Linked DNA regions of Homo sapiens: region 1 is linked to region 2. A link is an interaction called in ENCODE POLR2A ChIA-PET data of the cell type or tissue named here. Cell type or tissue: MCF 10A. All regions are shown on one strand. Links, peaks and the distances in the headings refer to the core of each region. The heading gives the core; the rest is flanking DNA.

Region 1 (5,824 bases), core at 246-5,245, 780 kb after region 2:
CTAGCTGTTTGTACACATATTATGTCTGCTTTGTGATATGTTTTGCAGCTCCAAAGCCAAAACACCAGGCAGAAGTGCCAAACCTTAACCTCAAGTTACTTCTGGTAGACCACATATAAGGAGAACAGCACTGAATTGGGGTGAAATGAACAGTGTATGTGAGCTCCCCAGAAAGCTTATCAAAATCTGACAGCTAAACAGGATACTAGCAAATTTATCAGCCAAATGATGTTCTAAAGGAAAACAAAATTGATACAAAGGAAAATAGTATATCTTCAAAGGGAGCCTGATTCTATAAAGCCTGAATTTCTTTCATGAAAAATAAATAAATAAAAGCATAATGAAAGTTTGCCATGAAGGAAAATATTCCATTTTCTTTTTAAAAGTGACTTTCTATATTTTTGGTGTGAAAAATATGATGTACCTTCCTCCACGTATGCCTTTTTGATGAAAAGTGGAAAAAAGTCTTAGTAGCTATTTCATTTAGCTATGTCTCACACCTGGGGTATAAATAGAGTATAATAACCTGTATTGTAAAGAGAGGAGGGTAATGGCAGAGTGGCATTCAACAGCGGTGGGTACCTAGGTAGGTAGACAGAGGACTGCAGACTTAGAAAGGAAAAATAAATGTCACATACACTAGGTGAACAATGACTGTTTGTAGATTTGGGAGAAAAGAGGTTGGAGGCCTAATGACCCCCACCTAACAAATAATACAGTATGTGGTTTAAAAAGTAGGCAATTTGCCAGTAGTAGCAGATGATAAATAATACTGAAGAACTTCCAAATAATCTTCCTCCAATATATGGGCCTGATTACACCTTTACTAAGACTATGATGATCTAAAGAACAATGCAGAAAAACATAGAGTCAAAAATAAAACAAAAATTTTCAAAGAATGGAAAATAAAACTGATAAGATTAATCAAATGATAAAGTTTGAAAAGAAAAATATATTTACCTTTATTATATGACATTATTTTTATAGAAAACAGAAACTATATATTCTTAAATTTAAAATGGAATATAGAGCCCTCTAACTGCAGCATAAATAATTTTTATTAACTATAAGAAGTTTCTAGATTTAGAAAAGTCAAAGGCAAATAATGTAGTGTCTGGTTCATTTTCTTACTCGATGACAGTTTTTTCTCGAGGTCGTTATGGGCAAAATTAATTTTAATTAATGTTAGTCATGAAGATCATCACTATCATTACTCCCAGTTAATATTGATGGAACATCAATACTGTGTGCAGGGTTTAGAGGAAATACTAACATGGTTTGTTTTATAAATAGCCAGAATTCCTCACTCATTGTCTAGTCTACACTTGTCTATCTGGAAAGCTCATTCTTCCCTTACCCTTTTAAGGCACAGTGCACCCTCTCTTCCCTGCTGATTCCCTGGAATCCTCTATATCCCTCTCCCCACTAGCCAAGCACTCATCAGTGGCAGGAACCACTGCTTGAGCCAGTTTGCATACTTTTATCACCACGTACCTGACTGATATGAGGGAGGCATTCACTGAACTTCTAATAAGACTCAGATGACACCATACAATTACTCCTTGTTCTATTTCTTTTCAACATTCTCACTGCCAGAGAAGCAGCTAAGTTTAATAATAAGACATTAAATGGTGGCACATGGAAATCTTCAAATAATCTGCTTGTTTCATACCATTCACCTGTAGCAACAGGCCGACCCTCTACACAGAGAAGAAATCCTAATTTAATAGGGACAGAGCCCAGGCATCTGATATTTTTTCTTTAGCAACTCAGGTGATTAACATATAACTAGGGCAGAAAATTACTGACATAAAGAATTAAAACTTCTTTCAAATCCTTCATTTCCTACCATAAGTCACTCAACTGTATCTTTATACTACTGGTGGTCACATACATTGTTATTAGAATTATTCTATACTTTTGTTTCTTATATTGCATGCCTAGCACACATAGGATACTGTTTATAATCTTATTTCTAAAGGATGGTCAACATACCACCCTTAAAATAAAGATTGATGAATTCTATGTCCAAATTCTTAAGGCAGAAGGTATTTATTTAAAATATATCAAACAGGAGCTCAAAGTCTTGCAATCAGCCTGCCAACATGGCAATCAAAAAATATGTTTTGGCACTGACAATAATTCAAAACACAATTTACAGTTTGGAGACACAGGGAACACACGGCACCCTCAGGAAACTTATACTCAATAGGATAAGAAGTAGATTTTTCGGCCGGGTGCAGTGGGTCAGGCCTGTAATCCCAGCACTTTGGGAGGCCAAGGTGGGCAGATCATGAGGTCAGGAGTTTGAGACCATCCTGACTAATATGGTGAAACCCTGTCTCTACTAACAATATAAAAATTAGCTGGGTGTGGTGGCGGCTGCCTGTAATCCTGGCTACTTGGGAGGCTGAGGCAGGAGAATGGCTTGAACCCAGGAGGCGGAGGTTGCAGTGAGCCGACATCGTGCCACTGCACTCCAGCCTGGCAACAGAGCAAGACTCCGCCTCAAAGAAAAAAAAAAAAAATTGAAGTAGATTTCTCAAAACTAATCAACAATTAGCAACAACAATTTCTTTCATTAGTATATTGGTTTATAAGCTAAAAACATTTGTCTAGACTGGGTGTGGTGGCTCATACCTGTAATCTCAACACTTTGGGAGGCCGAGGTGGGTGGATCACTTGAGGTCAGGAGTTTGAGATCAGCCTGACCAACATGGTGAAACCCTGCCTCTACTAAAAATACAAAATTAGCCAGGTGTGGTGGCAGGTCAAGGTGGGCAGATCACGAGGTCAGGAGTTTGAGACCATCCTGACTAATATAGTGAAACCCTGTCTCTACTAACAATATAAAAATTAGCTGGGTGTGGTGGCGGCTGCCTGTAATCCCAGCTACTTGGGAAGCTGAGGCAGGAAAATCCCTTGAACACAGGAGCCAGGAGTTGCAGTGAGCTGAGATCGTACCATTGCACTCCTGCCTGGGCCACAAGAGCGAAACTCCTTCTCAAAAACAAAAACAAAAACACTTGTCCATTCATAATCTTATTTAATCTTCAGGATGATTCCATGAGAGATCATGAACATTTTACTGATGACAAAAGTAAGGTTCAAAAAGGTAGAGTGCTTTTTTTAGCTCACACAGTTATTAGGTAACAGAGCCATGCAAACCAAATTTCTGAATGTTTTACCCTACATCCAGGGACAAACATCACGCTAATTACTGTGCAGTATTCAAAAGAATTAAACTATGGTCGTGAGACCTCAGAGGAGGTTGTAAGCTAGTTATGGAAAGAAGCCAGATACACACAAATGATTAGCACATAATACACTGGAGTATTGGCAAATATTAAATGATGGAGGTGAGTCAGCTGTCCTCCAGGGCTGAAGAAAAGGGGTATATTGAGATTAGAATGGTGGGGAAGGCTATTTTATAGGGTGGACCTTCGACTGAGTCTTAAAAGATTGATAAAGCCATTAAGCAGGAAGAGGGGAAGCAGAAGCTCGATGTATAATGTGTCTTGTTATAGTCAGTCTGGAAATGTCAGGCTAAGAATAATTCCACAAAGGGTGCATCTCCAATTTTCATTTAGTACGTAGTTTGAGGCCAAGAGGAGTTCACTACAGCTGAGTTTACTCAACATAGGGAAGCACCTGGATTCTTCTCTCAGATTTGTCCATCCAAATTCATTTTCTTATAGGAAAAATAACAATTTAATTACTGAGGTACTTACTGATGTTTACTGAGTACTTACTGAGCCTCTATTATGTGCAAAGTACTATGCTTGCCATTCTGACAAGTACAAAGCACTGTTTATGCTCTTGAATCTCACTGGGCACAGACACAAAAATTTAGATGCCCAAATTGAATATTCCATTACTGAGGAACATAAGAATGGTCTGAGCAGTAAGTACAATGAATGTACAGACAGGAAGTGGGATTTAGATGAGCTGGATACTGACATGGTAGTCTTGGCCACTTAATAGCACAAGCAAAGCTGACAAGGGGGGATGAGTAAAATGTATTCAGTAAACTCATCTGACAGTTTGTGTAGTATCTACTCTGTGGTAGGGTGGTGTAAGCCATTGGAGATACAAATTTCACCAGGAATGTAGAGCAGGCATAGAAGATTCAAGAAGAGATAAAGTGGTTACTCCACGCTATGTTCGTAATTTTGTATTCCATTTGTAAAGTCCGAATTCAGCTGCAATGATGTCATGTGAACATCTGGGTCCTGGGTGTAGGGGTTGGAGGAGAATGTGTACCTTTCTAAGCAGTGGTTCCTTTGAGGCATTCAGCTTTTCTCTTTTGTCAAGGCTGCCTTGCTTTGATATGGTTTCTGTATTTCCGGCTTATACAATTAACAACTGCACACATGGGAACAAAAGCGACTGTCACAACATTCACAGCTTGTGAGGCATAAGACACAGAGTATGCACTGGTACACTAATGAAAAGGCAGACTTTAAAATCCCATTCATACCCCAGAAAGTTCACAGCACACTGACATGTCCTTGGGAGCTGCCTGGAAACACTGGGTTCTTTGAATGTGGTCCTGATCATTTTCTCAGAAAGATAATCATGCCCTACATGCCTGGACTATTTAAGGCCACATGTGCTAATTTAATTTACGATGCTAAAAAGAGCTGCACCATTTGCGAAGGCAGTGGAATGCAAAGGGCTGCTCCGAGCCCTGTACACACAAGGGATCCCCCTGATCCTCTGACACTGGGAAAGAGAGAGCAATGGAAAATACTAGCTGTGGCATGGCTGTGGGTAATAGTGCTTAATCCATGACCACTACAAGCATGGAGATATGCTTGGAAGGGAAGTGAGATTTAAGCAGGGGAAGGAGAATCACTGACTTGGAAAACTGTCTCAAAAAAAAGAAAAAGTCTTGCTCTTTTGCCCAGGCTGAAGTGCAGTGGGGTGATCTCGGCTCACTGCAACCTCTGCCTCCCGGGTTCTAGCAACTCTCCTGTCTCAGCCTCCCAAGTAGCTGGGACTTCAGGCACATGCCACCATGCCCGGCTAATTTTTGTATTTTTAGTAGAGACGGGGTTTCACCGTGTTGGCCAGGCTGGTCTCAAACTCCTGACCTCATGATCCACCCACCTCAGCCTCCCAAAGTGCTGGGATTACAGGCTATAGGCACAAGCCACAGCGCCCGGCCAGAAAACTCTTAAATGGATACAAACCAGTCAGCATACCATTGGTGACTCTATGGTTATTTAACTCTATGGTTAATTAAAAGGAGAAAGTAGGAGAGGGAAATCATGGAAAGAATCATTCACGCCACAGCTAGAGGTCAGAACAGGCTTTCGAATGTGGCTTTTGAAGTCACACCTTAGCTGGTGGCTTCCTGCCTCAAACTACATGTAGGGATCCATAAGGTGCAACATCTGCCTTTCACACAGAAATGCTCATCAGCTTTTCCTTAGCCATGGACTATTTGTTCTAAAGGATTCTAAGAGGGTGAAGGAATGCTAACTCCTTAGACAGATGATCTGACAGATGGACTCAAGGGAGGCAAGGCTCTATCCTGGGGGTGAAGAGGGGGAGGGGGCAAGAGTCAAAAAGCAAACAAGGAAAACACAAAGGGCATAACATTCTCAAGCTTTATGAACATACATAATTATGCCCATAACTAAAATACATAGTCAAGACAGAGGAAGCACAAAATAGTTATTCTAATGTATAATCTAAAACCAGATTGAGAATGCATGACAAAACCTGTTTATATAAGTTTGCTACGGCTGTAAAAGAATACAATATAAAAAGAATCCCATTTATTCTTGCACATATTTAAAAAAGGAAAAAAGTCTCA
Region 2 (5,824 bases), core at 567-5,566:
TAGACATATCATATTCAAACTAGTAAAAATCATGAATGAAGACACCATCCTGAAGGCAGCCAGAGAGAAAGGATGCATTGCTTACAGGGGAGCAAAGAATGAAAGAATTTTCAAAAAGTATATAACTTAAAAGATGATAGTGTGACAGATTTAGAGTGTTAGAAGGGAAAAAACTGTCCACTAAAACTTCTACAACCTGTGAAAATCTTTCAAAACTAAAAAAATATAAAGACCTTTTAATCCCAATAAAATCTCAGCAAATTCATTACCAGCAGACTCACGTTTACAAGAAACGTTTTAAGCAGAAGGAATATGATGCTAAACAGAAAGTTTAATCTGTACAAAGAAACAGAGTGCTGAAGGTGGGATAAATAAAGACACATTAAACCAAATTAGACAAAATAATTAAACATTTCAACACAACAGAAAGAACAACACTAAAATTTGTATATCATAAAAAAAGGTAAGCAATATAACATGAGCCATATCTAATAGGACTTCAGAAATTATCTATCCTATAGTTCCAGGATGACGATGATGATGGTTGTGATAATGATGAAGATTGTGATGATAGTTATATGGGAGATAAAACTTTAAGCACTTTACATATTAAATTCTATAATATTCACCACATCTATTAAAATATGTTACATTATTGTCCCTATTTTACCAACAAGAAAACTGACCAACAAGATTAAACAACGTGACTAAGTTCACACAACCTATAACAGCAGAATCTATATCAATCACAACACAATTAGCAGCTATTTCTGTGGCAATTTTCAATAAAGATGTGTCTGAAGAAAATCTCCATGATATTTCTGGGCTTTTGACTGCTAATGTGGCAAAGAAATAGGAGCAGAACTGGGAATATTTCTAAGTCATGAAAAAGTGAATTTTCTCTTACATTAATGAGTAAACAGTTATTTTCTAACTCTTTAAATAATTTCAAAACAGTTTTAGAAGTAAAAAAAGGAATTGTAGTCTGTTCCAAAGGAAACGTTTGTAATACAATTTCTATAAACAGAGTGATATATAAGCTGTTCTTTTTACATTACTATACTGCATTGTATAGTATACTGCATTGATCACCTTACAAATAGTCTCTATAATATTGTTTAATAAAATATGTTAGAAGAAAACATGTATTTACAAGCATCCATTATTGTATTGTTACTATTGGTTCTCATATTTATAATACAGTAGTGTTTAATTATGCTGTAAATTAGTGAACATTTACAGAAAAATATGTTGAAATGGTACATCATACAATGTAAATTTAGTTACCTTAAAGTATCAATAGCACCACCTTGGGGTGTTCGCTATTTCAGAAATGCTATAATATGTTTCAATATAAATTCTTTTCTGCAGACACAATGTGTCAGAAACATAATTAAATCTAAATATCATGGAGATGGGTGACAAGTACTTAAATTTGTAACATTTGTACAGAAGCATACTTTATGGCAGAAAAAAAGATGAAAGAAAGGAAAGAGGACAATAAAGACAAACAAAAGAAAGAGAAATAAATATTAGTATGACATTTACAAAATAAATTACGGTATTAGCACAGTTTGTCTATTTCTGGGTCTTCTCTGTCTAGGCGCACATTGGTAGGACTGAACTTCCCAGGACCCATGATGTTTAGCAAAACCATAAATGTGAGTGTAAGTTACCTGGGTCACTTCCAGACTGAGATCTTAAGCACCAAAAGATGTTTTACCATACCATCTCTCACAGTCAGCAAGGCTATCGATGGTTGCTGCTTGGTCAGTCTGGATCCAATAGACAGGAAGACAGATAGCAAAGCCCAAAAGAAACCTTCAATGAACATGTATCACAAGACATTTTTAAAAAGCTTTTTTTGTGTTTTTATGCCAAAGATATTCTTTATTACCGAATGATTACTTTATCTTTACATAAATATTGTGATTATAAACTGAAATATAGTATTTCTATGTAAAACTATAGAATTTGTCTATATAATGACATAGAAAAATCTAGACTACATTTAGGAGTGAAGAAGCTGGGTAGACGATAGTATTACAGATTAGTGTATATAATTGAGACAGTAATGGAGAGCATTGTTGTTATTTGGTATGGGGGAGAAATGTTTTCTGAAAAGCAACGTGGTAAATCCATAAATCATTTGCCTTGTAGTAACACAGCTTGAATTAGAGCAGGTATTTAGCAATATTATTTACCCTGTTAAATGTAATTTCAAAATTTCTCATAGACTATCCTGGGAGATTGAATAAATGCTCAACAATATTGCCCCATAAAACACAGAATGTCATCAAATATACACAATTATGAAAATGTAGCAAAGTATACAGTGAGTATTCAGTATTTTTGAGCCTAAATAAGAAAGGATATAAATTATTAATAATGAGCAGTATTTCCTTTTTACATGATGTCTAAACCTTTACATGATGTCTAACATTATAGGTTCAGGCTTTGTTTTGGTATTTTTCTAAATAACAATTTCTAAAGTTTCTATTTTTAAAAATAAGTTATTGATATCTCCACTGATAGTCTGTAGAGAAAAACTATTAGGTTGAAATAATTGCTATATACTTTAAATGTCTTTGAAATTTTAGAAAAAAATCAATTACCAATCTTCAAGTTGGATTACTCATTAAATATAAATTTCTAAGTATTTCTTTTAGAGACAAAGAATATAAAACAATATTTGATGTTTTAACTAGGAAAAAAACCTGCTATTTTAATCTTACACAAATGTGCATAAGACAACTCCACAATAAAAGGAGAACCGAAAGAATGCCTTCAGCTTTGATTATTTTATACAAAACAAATTCATATTAAAAACATTGATGGTTCAACTGATGTGTGTTCAAATATTTAATATCTATATATAAAAATATTTCATGAATTCTATAAAAATAAAACTTGCTGCAATATTATGCTACTGAGATTCAATTAAATATTACTACAATACAAAGCTCATTTGAAAATATTCACATTTGTTTTGTATTATCTTAAGCAACTTCCTATAATAGTTTGGTTTACTTTTTTTTCCCAGTGATCAATATAATTAATTTACTTATTTGAATATTTACCTCAAAGGAGGTGTTTGTACACCTAAAAATGGGTAGGCAAAAGAATCATACCTTGTCAAGTATAAAGCTTCCTAGGCAAGTAGACCTAATGGGAAAACATTCTCTAATAGAAAGCTGACCGAGATCATATTTCTCTATTTAATGTACAAAGCCAAATTGAAAGACTGGCTTGTCAGCAAATGTTTAACTACAGTGAAATTCATGCCTACCTCTAGTACTCTAATTAGAAATTCCAACATAATTGAACTAGAAGACATTCTACACTTTAATACTGTAGCACCCTTTCATTAAAATTCAATACTCCATATTTTCATTACATGTTCATCATTCTGAGTATAAATTTCTTCAGAATATTCTCTCCTTAAAGGAAAATAGAAAGGAACTTTACTTCAGAGCAGAAATCTTAGATTAATAGGATAAATTGTGTATTAGATATAGAAAGAAAAAATAGTCATTTTGCAACCAAATAATAAAGTGCCACCATAAAAACCTACAACACATAATAAGAATAATAAAAAGAACGAGTTATAAAGAGAATCTTCATCAACATTAGAGTAAATGGCATCTAAGCAAATCTGAGTTTAGTATCATAGTGTTGGAAAGAAAGAACAAAACAATTACAAACATAACAGTATGGATTGTTGTTGTATTTAAAGAAGCGGCCCCTGCTAGTACTTCTAGAATGTAGAAAGATGAAGATTCAGGCATTACCTGCTTCCCAGCTGGTTGGATGATTATCCAGCTTAGCATCAGGTAGTTAAGTTGTACTGAGGCAAAATGAAAACATGAGAGGATAATGCTAGAGGATCCAGCTGGGCCACAGACAAAGTTTTCATTCCTCTATTCACTCATGCATTCATTCAGCACAAATTTATCATGTATCCAGTATAAGCTAAACATTATCCCAGATACAAAGATGAATAAAACAATGCTTCTCACCCTCAAAGGATTAAATCTAGTAAGTGTAGACAAACAAATGAACAAAGTTAATGCAAAAGAATATCGAGGGTACTCTGATAGAAGTGGGGGGTCAGTGCTACTTTGAACTTGAATGACTTTTTGAAAAATTCCCTTCCAATTAAGCAAGGCAGTCTTTTCTATATTCCTAGGATCCTTGCTACATATCTAGACAGAATCTGGGGGATGAATACTAATATTTAAATTACCAGAATATACATAATTAAATGACAAATTGTGTGGCACATACAAAATTTCTCAAGGACATATATAAGAGGAGAGGAATAATGAGGACCAGAGTACTAAGATATATTATCAAATCAGAGGCAGAACAAAATTTAAAGAGAGGAAAATAATCTCTACATAAAGAAATACATATATCAGATTTATACTGACATCTGTATACAGAGATATGTATACACACGACAAGCTTAATAGGAAACAACATTTCATAACATATCTGCATACACACAAAAACTTTCTAATAATGTTTTGCCATATCCTGTTTTAAAAGGGTTTTTCTTTAAATGGCTTTTTAAATCAACACTTGAGGTATTCATTTTTTATTCATAGTTTTTGTTTGTTTGCTTGCTTTTGACTCAGTCCCTTCATATTGACCACCTTTTCCTTGAATCCTTTTACACATTTATCTTCGTTAAAGTCTCTACCTGATGGTTTTAATATTTGGGTCTTGGGTTTCTCTAAATCTGATTGTTTTGAATGCTCTGTTTCTTCATATTGGTGTGTGTGTGTGTCTCATAATTTTTGATTGGACAGTGGCATTGTATACAGAAGAACAGAGAAGACCAAGGTCAGTATTATCTATCCCTGGAATTAAGCAGCTTCATCTCCTGTCAGGCCATTCTTGCAGTGGGTAGAGTTAAAATAGTGGTTAGAAGTTGAGCTGGATTTCCATTTTGTCATTGCTACCCTTTCCATTAGTGCACTAAAAGCTTCAGTTTCTTCAGGGGAGACCTGCTGTTACCTTGTGCTCACAAGGTTGCTTGGGCTTCTGAGTGAATTTTCTCAGTGTTCCTGCTCCACCTTCAGCTTTTAGCAGTCTCTGCACAGCTCTCTCCCCACCGTTGGAACTCTCTCCCAATGGGAGACTGCTTTTCTTGTTGGGGGTGGGGGAGAGGGAACGGTAGGGCTTTTGTTCTCCTGGCACAGCTTCAGTCTTCTTAAAAGACCTGTTCATCTGAGCCTCAGGGGTGGTGCTTTCTCACTCTTGCTCTTCTCCTAATGGCCAGCAATTTCTATCTTGTGTCTGTGGTGTTTTGGGTAGAAGTTTCCTGACCTTCTCCCAGAAGGAACAGGCCTCTGCTTCTCATCCATAAAAGAAGGGTTTATCGATACTTTTCAGATGTAGAGGGTTTTTGCTTTTCCCCCTGCCCCAAAAGCAATGAATTTTAACCTTAATCCTGGAGGTGAGTATTGGCCGCCCCTCCCCCAATTACCTTAAACTTTTGCTTCATATCAGAGCAGGTAGAGAAACAGATGGTGACCATGGCATGGTGGCTCATGCTTGTAATTCCACCACTTGGGGAGGCAGAGGGGAGAGGATCACTTGAGCTCAGGAGTTCAAGACCAGCCTGGCCAACCCCGTGTCTACTAAAAATACAAAACTTAGCCGGGCATGGTGGCAGGTGCCTGTAGTTCCAGCTACTTAGGAGACTAAGGCACGAGAACCCGGGAGGCAGAGGTTGCAGTGAGCAGAAATCACGCCATGGCACTCCAGCCTGGGTGACAGAGTGACTCAGTCTCAAAAAAAAAAAAAAAAAGAGAAA

The links. ChIA-PET counts read pairs that join two places held together with the same protein. Peaks named below come from ENCODE experiments on the same cell type or tissue, not always from the same donor. Only the 100,000 strongest peaks of a DNase experiment are listed, where the experiment ranks them.
Region 1: POLR2A ChIA-PET joins it to region 2 with 6 read pairs; 2 of 35 experiments call an interaction of 5 or more read pairs at or near these places.

What each region holds. Positions count from the first base shown.
Region 1 is chr5:107,534,594-107,540,417 of GRCh38, forward strand. All of the region lies in intron 1 of EFNA5 (ephrin A5), which reads right to left. Among named protein-coding and RNA genes, the nearest start is that of EFNA5, 130 kb to the right of the region's middle. In MCF 10A, for the core only: no CTCF peak of the experiment used is centred there; a DNase peak (open chromatin) is centred at 3,328.
Region 2 is chr5:106,750,115-106,755,938 of GRCh38, forward strand. No RefSeq gene overlaps it. Among named protein-coding and RNA genes, the nearest start is that of LINC01950, 260 kb to the right of the region's middle. RefSeq lists an enhancer at 4,916-5,458. In MCF 10A, for the core only: no CTCF peak of the experiment used is centred there; no DNase peak of the experiment used is centred there.